Linked DNA regions of Homo sapiens: region 2 is linked to region 1. Evidence: chromatin loops called from intact Hi-C (ENCODE). Cell type or tissue: GM12878. All regions are shown on one strand.

What was found. Peaks named below come from ENCODE experiments on the same cell type or tissue, not always from the same donor. Only the 100,000 strongest peaks of a DNase experiment are listed, where the experiment ranks them.
Region 2: a loop joins it to region 1, with 2.3 times the contacts of the local background. A loop is called at or near these places in 3 of 110 quality-filtered maps.

What each region holds. Positions count from the first base shown.
Region 1 is chr1:206,605,852-206,609,851 of GRCh38, reverse strand. EIF2D (eukaryotic translation initiation factor 2D) reads left to right here. Exons shown (of 15, transcript NM_006893.3): 3 at 393-476; 4 at 1,526-1,616. Among named protein-coding and RNA genes, the nearest start is that of EIF2D, 4.6 kb to the left of the region's middle. RefSeq lists enhancers at 105-164, 205-304. In GM12878, CTCF peaks have their summits at 1,562 (motif pointing left) and 2,784; a DNase peak (open chromatin) is centred at 141; H3K4me3 peaks cover 1,580 bases; H3K27ac peaks cover 1,685 bases.
Region 2 is chr1:206,715,654-206,719,653 of GRCh38, reverse strand. All of the region lies in intron 1 of MAPKAPK2 (MAPK activated protein kinase 2), which reads right to left. Among named protein-coding and RNA genes, the nearest start is that of MAPKAPK2, 33 kb to the right of the region's middle. In GM12878, no CTCF peak of the experiment used is centred here; a DNase peak (open chromatin) is centred at 2,153; H3K4me3 peaks cover 1,263 bases; H3K27ac peaks cover 3,706 bases.

The sequences.
Region 1 (4,000 bases):
CTAATCACTATGGAAACAGAGGGGATAAAAATGATAAACATGGGAAAGTTTCCAAATTTTATACAGCTGGCTTCCTGTTCTTAGGCTACTTGCTTCTGAAGCCGTAAATAAAAGCTTCATTGGTTCTCTGCCCTCACTTTTTTGTCCACTGTGACCATTTTCTGCTGCTGCAATCCGGATGCCTCCAAATCTCAAGTGACACTCAGTTTCTTAGGTTTTTTCCTTCCTCAAAAATGAAACCTCTCTGGGCATCCCCTTACAACCTTCTCTTTAGCTTTGAGTTGAGTTTCTTTCCTGTATTCTAATTAAAGTGACCATAGTGTTAGGTTTTTCCATTTCTCTAGAAGATTGGCTTTTTGGTAGTAGTGTTTTCTGGATCTCTTTTTGTACAGTGTACACGCTGTGGTCCTATCCTGATCTTCTGCCAACCTTTACAACATGGCCTCTGGTGCTCGAGAAACTGGTAGGGGGAGCAGGTAAGAGGATTCTCCTATATTCTGGCTATTGGCTGAAACCTACTTAGCAAAAGCCAACTGATGTAATAAACTTACCCATTTCCTGTGTTTTTGTGGTTGAAAAATGGAATTTTTTCCCCTATGTGTTTTATGTTTCTCACTTGGCTGGTTCCACACAAGATCTCTGGGCCCCTCTGGCCCTGTTGTAAGGCTTAAATAAGTGTTGTGAAAGTATTTTATGAACCACCATGTGCTATACTGTAAATCAATAAGCTGAATTTAGGAAACTAGGACAAGACAGATCATGTTATAGGCTACTCAAACTTTTTTTATTTTTTTTTTTTTGAGATGGAGTCTCACTCTGTTGCTCAGGCTGGAGTGCAGTGGCATGATCTCGGCTCACTACAACCTCTGCCTCCCAGGTTCAAGTGATTCTCCTGCCTCAGCCTCCCGAGTAACTGGGATTACAGGTGTGCATCACCACGCCTGGCTAATTTTTGTATTTTTAGTAGAGACAGGGTTTCATCATGTTGGCCAGGCTGGTCTCGAACTTCTGACCTCAAGTCAACTGCCCGCCTTGGCCTCCCAGAGTGCTGGGATTACAGGCGTGAGCCACCGCACCTGGCTAAGAGTAGCTCTTTTATGCCAGAAGAATGTTAGGAGCTGAGTCTGGAGTGGAAGTCAAGGTTCCCACTTCTGGCTTAGAAACCACCATTTGAATAAAAATAAATGTCCTGCTATTGGATGGGTGAAGGGGTCATAAAAAGCGTAAGCCACAGGCATAAGGCACTGCGCCCGGCCAGGACACTCAAACTCTGTTTGACCTTTAGCCCCCTAAGGGGAGAAGGTCTGATACTGAAGTTGCCATTTTTCATTTTTATTATGAATAACATAGTTGATAACTAATAACTATTTTTTTGTTGGAAGTTGCCATTTTTCATTTTTATTATGAAAAACATAGTTGATACCTAGTAACTATTTTTTTGTTGAGCGAGTGAGGAAATGATGAAGTAAAACGCAGAGTGAGATGGAGGCTGAATGCAGGTTGTGATTTTTTTTGTTCATTGCAGATTTGATGCTGCCTGGACTGGTGATGCCCCCTGCTGGTCTGCCTCAGGTACAGAAGGGCGACCTCTGTGCCATTTCTTTGGTGGGGAACAGGTACTGTGCCAGGCAACTGTGCCTTTGGGGGAAAAACTTGTGTAAAAGAGAAGTTGGAGGGGAATGACAACTTATAAAGCATATGAACAAAAGAGTGAAAGCAAAAATCGGTTTTGGAAGAAGCAGAGTGGGCCAGCAGGAGAATGGCAGCAAACCTATGGGGAATCCATGTGCCTGGGCAGAGTGTATTTGCTGTTTGCTGTTGCTGCTCTGTTTTCTTTCAACTTAGCATTTTTATTTTATTTTATTTTATTTTATTTTTTAGATTTACAGAAGAGTTGCAAAGATAGTAGAGTTCTGAAATGCTCATTACCCAGCTTCCTCTAATGGTAGCCTCTTACATAACCACAATATAGATTATTACAACTAAGAAATTAACATTGGCAAAGTACTGCTAACTAAACTACAGACTTTATTCATATTTCCCCAGTTTTTTCACTGATATCTTCTTTCTCTTCACGTATCCAATGTAAAATACCAAATTCCATTTAGTTGTCATGTCTCCTTAGTCTCCTGTTTGTGACCTTTTTTGTTTTTTTGTTGTTGTTGTCTTTCATCACCCTCATGCTTTTTCCCTATATGCATATCATTATCCTCATCTTTTAATTATTTTTGATAGCTTTATTGAGATACAGTTTACATACAGACAGGATCTCACTCTGTTGCTCAGGCTGGTCTCAGATTGTTGGCTTCAAGCGATACTCCTGCCTTGGCCTCGCAAAGAGTTGGGATCACAGGCATGAGCCACTACGTCTAGCCTCCAATGCTTCTTTTTAAAAATAAGAAGTAATTGTATGAACAGCTCTGAAAAATTAAAAGCCTCCCTTACCCCACAATCTTTTTCTCCTAGAAATAACCATTATCATTTTGATGTGTGTCCTTCTTGTCATTGTCCTACACATATATACATGTGCGTATAAAAATACATGGCTTAGGGTATGTGTGTTTAAAAATTCAAACAAAATTATACTGTGTATGTGTTATTTTTTCACTTAATATAGTGTGGACGTTTTCTTTTTTTAATTTTTCTTTTTTATTTTTATGCGGACATTTAAATACTAACAATACACATTTAACTTTAACTGTGTGTTAAATAAGAACACACAGATCTGCCAAACCTTTTTACCTGTTGTGTGGTGATGGAAGAGGCCCTCTCCTGGTGGACATTGAGGTTGCCTCCAATTTGTCTCTATTACAAACGTTATCTTATTGATGCCTCTAGGGACACTGTTGCTAGTATTTTTCCAGAGTAGATACTAAAATGCAGAATTGTTAGGTTGAAGATCATGTGTATTTTCTGTTTTCCTACAAACAAGCTGTATCAGTTTTTACACCTACCTGCAGCATATATGGAGCCTATTTCCCTATACTCTCACCAATACTGGATATGATAGGTCATCTTCATTTGTGTTATCCTAGTGAGTGAAAAATTACATCTTACTATTTTTTTTCATGGAGATGACCAAGGTGGACTCATTATTTTGATAATTTCTTCTTTGAGAGAGAAGGAAAGAGCGATGGTAGGCATGGGAGGGGTCAGTGTTCAAAGATCTTATTTTTGCTACTCATATTATTCTATTTTCCTTGAACGCTTTGGAACCAAGCACCTAGAAACTTCTGTTTACCTGTAGCAGAAATTACAGTTGAAAAGAATGATGGTGTTACCGTTTTTCTCCCCCAGTATTCTATCTGAGATAGGAGGAAACTATGTAAATGGATATTTGGCCTGTTCACTTTAGCCTTTAGAGTGTATATGGGGGTGGAGCTATGGATGGTTTGTGGTGGGGGTAATGATATGAGGGGTTGTTAAAAATACAAGTCATGTTCAAGACTGGAGTTCTCAAGCCATTGACCTTTCAGGGGTAGATGAGAAAAACCTTCTTTTAAGAACTGGGAAAGAAGCCAGTTTCAGATTTTGTGGCAGGAACTGACCTATAGGTACAGTTAGCAGAGCTACCAGGTTTAAAGCAAGTTCAAGTATTGGGAACTCTCACTTGGACCCTGGCTACCTTGCCAGGCTTATGTATTATTCCCCCACTGTTATCCAGCTAGTCACCTATCCTTACAGGCAATATCTGATTGATCAATGCTTGAGTAACACTGGGCTGGCAGAGATTTCTCATCTGGGCTTTGGAAGTTTCTGTAGTTACTATATATGTGGTTGTTTTTGATATCCTGGAAACATCCAGTTCTTAGATATATAGTTACACTGAGCAACCCCTCTTATAAAGTCAACTTAGAAGGAACTTCTCTAGTTGGCCCCACTATGTGTCTCTTCTCTCTTCCCTATGGCATCCCTCAGCCTAATTTATGATATATGAATTGCCTCCCCTTTAAACTTCCTTATGGGATGGCTATGACTTCTTTAAGGTAGAGGAGATAAT
Region 2 (4,000 bases), 110 kb before region 1:
AGTATGTCCTCCTTTCAGAGCCTCTGCAAAGCTCAATGAGGAGTGACGATGGTTCTCCCCTAGAACCATGATCTAAACATAAATCTAACAACAGGTTTTAAAAGCCTTAGAAGGTTGATGAGATAAAGATATCACACAGACCCTTCACGTGGGTGCACACATTCCCAAACATTTGGTTGGGAGGCAAAAGCAAGTCTCTATTTGTTATTAATGTTCATTAATATGATGGGGAAAAGTCCCTACCCAAAACAAAGCTAAAACTTACAACGGGGAATCCCAGTACCAAAAGCCTTAAAACAACCACGCGTCACTGCCCAGAAGATGGGGCCTGGCTCGACTGCGGGCCACTGTGCCTGTCGGCCCCCTCTCCAGAGCTGTCACAGGCAGTCACAAAAGCCTAGGGCTCAACAAAAAGTCAAGAGGCCTAAAAATCGCACTGTAGATGACAAATCTTTAAAATATTTCCAACACATGATGGATAAAAGGCTAACTTAACTCAGGCAAATCAATTGTTGAAGATCAACAACCTAATATAAAAATGGCCAAACGATAAGAACAGGCAGTTCAAAGCAAGAGAAACACAGATGGCTGAATGGAAGACACTCAGTGTAGCTCAAAGAGAAATGTTTATAAAAAAGATGATAATTTCACCAGACTGGCAAAAAAAAAATTTTAATGTTTGACCAAAATAAAACTCCCAGGTTTATGCAAAGATCTGGGGAGAAAAGGCACTCTCTTACACATTCAGTTGGTAGAGAAATAAACTAGTATTTTTGGGGAGGTATTTGGCCATGTCTATCAAAATTGTAAATGTTCAAACCTTGGACCCAGTAATTACCCAGCAAGAAACCATCCTACACATTATATTCATAAAGCATTTTAATGGCAAAAAAACTGGTAATAACCTAAATGCCTACCAATAAGAGGGTGGTCAGATAAATGAAATGACAGCAAATCCATACAATGGAAAACGTGCGGTGTCGTAGAAGAAAGAGGCAGCTCCCCATCCACGGCGACGGGGAGAGCAGGATGCTATTAAATGGGAAAGCAGATAAGGACCAAGATGATATAATACTTTGGCTTTATCTTTAACATCCTATTTTTTTTTTTTTTTTTTTTTTGAGATGGAGTCTTGCTCTGTCGCCCAGGCTGGAGCTGCAGTGGCATGATCTTGGCTCACTGCAAGCTCTGCCTCCCGGGTTCACGTCATTCTCCTGCCTCAGCCTCCCAAGTAGCTGGGACTACAGGCGCCCACCACCATGCCTGGCTAATTTTTTGTATTTTTTAGTAGAGACAGGGTTTCACCATGTTATTCAGGATGGGCTCGATCTCCTGACCTCGTGATCTGCCCGCCTCGGCCTCCCAAAGTGCTGGGATTACAGGCGTAAGCCACAGCGCCCGGGCAACATCCTAATTTTTTAAACAGAACTGCTTCCACCTTACTTAAGTAGCTTTTAAAGTATATTCATAAAGACAAGAAGCAAACACACCTAAAAGTTAATTAGTGGTTAATTATAAGTGGTAGTAATATGGATGACATTTTCTTCTTTTGCATATTTTTTAAATTTTCAAAAACAAAAAAGTACTGAACAGAATATATAGCATAATCCCATTTCTATAGTTTTGTTGTTATTGTTTTGTTTTTTAGGGAAGAGGGGAGAGGATATATGAAATTGTAGATGTTTAAGTTTTTTTCTGGAGGAATTTACCTCCCCTGCAAAAAAAAGGTAGCAGTGTTGACTACTGGGGAATAGGTACTAGAGAGAGGCGTGTATTTTTTTTTCTTTCTGTTTTATATCTCTATGTATTGTTTGAACCTTTACCATCTGAATGAAATTTTTTAAAAAAAATTAAGTAAAAGGGTTTGGGTTCTGAGGTGCAGTATGATTCAGGTCTTATATTTGAACCCCTGGCCTGAGACAGTGACAGAGATGTGCCCCAAATGTAGGCCAACCTTCCTGCTAGAGGCAGGAGAGCACAGATGAGAAATTTCACACTGGCCACAGGAGGAAGAGAGGCCTTGCATAACTCTAGGTCAGAGGCCACACTTGACCAGGCCTGGCATCTTCCCAGAGGATGTAACCCTAAGAATTGATAAGGAGCGAGCAGAGGCCCCAAAGCCCCAAACCACTGCTGCAAGCCACTTCTGACTTATATGGACATGAACACTGCACACAGCAGTGATGTCAACCACACAGGAGTCTTGGGTAGGAAACTGAAAGATGGGGACAGAGATATTTCTTCTGTTTCTTCCAGCAAATGGCACTGAAAGAGAAAGAGGAATTTTCATTTCAACCGCATCAATTATGTACCAGGTGCACTTTATATATAGCAAATATTGCTATATTTAAGCTTCCTAGCAGCCCTACAGAACAGGATCCATTGCTGACTCCATCGTACAGGTGCGGCAACCAAGGCCCAAGGAAGTATTAATAATTTGCCCAAGGCCACATGGCTAGTAGGTAATAAAGCCAGGACTCAGACCCAATTCAGATCTAACCTTTTATTCACAGCAAAGGAGGCTTTGACAAATAAACCCTGAGCTGGTAATATTAGTTTACCGCTGGCCTCTCTCGTCCCCTCCTAAGTGACTCGTCTTTGCTCTGTTCACAGGCCTGCCCTATTCGCATCAGGCCTGGGGCCAGAGCCCAGTAGAGAAGAGTCACAATAAACACTTACCAATTAAATGGGCAGACTGTACACCAGAACAAGATACAAGGCATCTTTCCCTAGGAGACCAGGCAGACAGTGGTAGGAAGGAAACACCCTAAATGTTCCAAGTTGGCTTTAAGCTAAAATCCAAGTGGCAAGAAGAGAAAGATCATGTTCTTAGTAGTATCTAGGTATCTAGTATCTACTTTAAAAAATCCACAGAGATGGACAAACTAGCAAGAGAAAGTAAGACGGAAGGAGGTCAGGAACACTGCGCCTCTGGCCTAAGCAGCCCCCATGCATACGACCCTGTGCGGCTGCCAAAGCAAATCTAAAATTTTACTTTGAAGCGACAAAAGCAATCTCACCTTCATCACCCCAGCTGAGCAGAATGAGACTCACAGCAACGTATACCTGAGTCCACAGATCTCACAGGGGGTGGAGGAGAGTTGACAGAGAATGTGGAGGAAGAGAAGGATCCTACAAATCAAGAGGGCGGCCCACACACACACATCCCCCACCCAGTACACAATTCCACACGCCTAAGACTGGAGACAACTGGGTGAGGAGAGAAGGAAAAAGAACCGGAAGATAGATGATTGTTATGGTGACACACAGCAGACTACATGGCCAGGGAGAAGACAGGAACCACTCTTTCCTACACAGTGAGAGAAATGGCCCAGACACAAGAGTGAGTTCAAGCCACCAACACAAACACAAGGTCACTGTGAGAGAGAAGTCGAGGTCATGCCTTCTGCTACGAGCAGGGCACCTGATAAATAAATTCTCACTCTACATTACCTCTCACACAGCTGAAGATACAAGGAAGGGAACTATTACCCTGAACTTACTTCTGGCCAGGAAGAAAAACCTAGTAAATTATGTTTAAAAAAAAAAAAAATACTTCAGCTAGCAAAAACAATAATAACAAGAACACCACATTGGGAGGAAGTAAGCTTGTCAATTCAGAGTTCAAAGGAGGGAAATTAAAAAAAAAAAAACTGAGACAAAAACAGTTGTTTAGCCTAGACTTCAAAAAAACCAATATTCAGGTCAGGCGCAGTGGATCACACTGAAATCCCAGCACTTTGGGAGGCTGAGGCAGGAGGATGGCTTGATGACTAAGAGGATACAAAAAGGAGAAGGAGGAGTTCAAGACCAGCCTGGGCAACACAGGGAGACCCCGTCTCTATGAATAATTTAAAAAATTAGCAGGGCATGGTGGCACTAGCCTGTGGCCCCAGCTACTCAGGAGGCTGAGGCAGGAAGATCACTGAGCCCAGGAGGTCAAGGCTGCAGTGAGCCAATGATCGTACCACTGCACTTCAGCCTGGGCAACAGAGTGAGA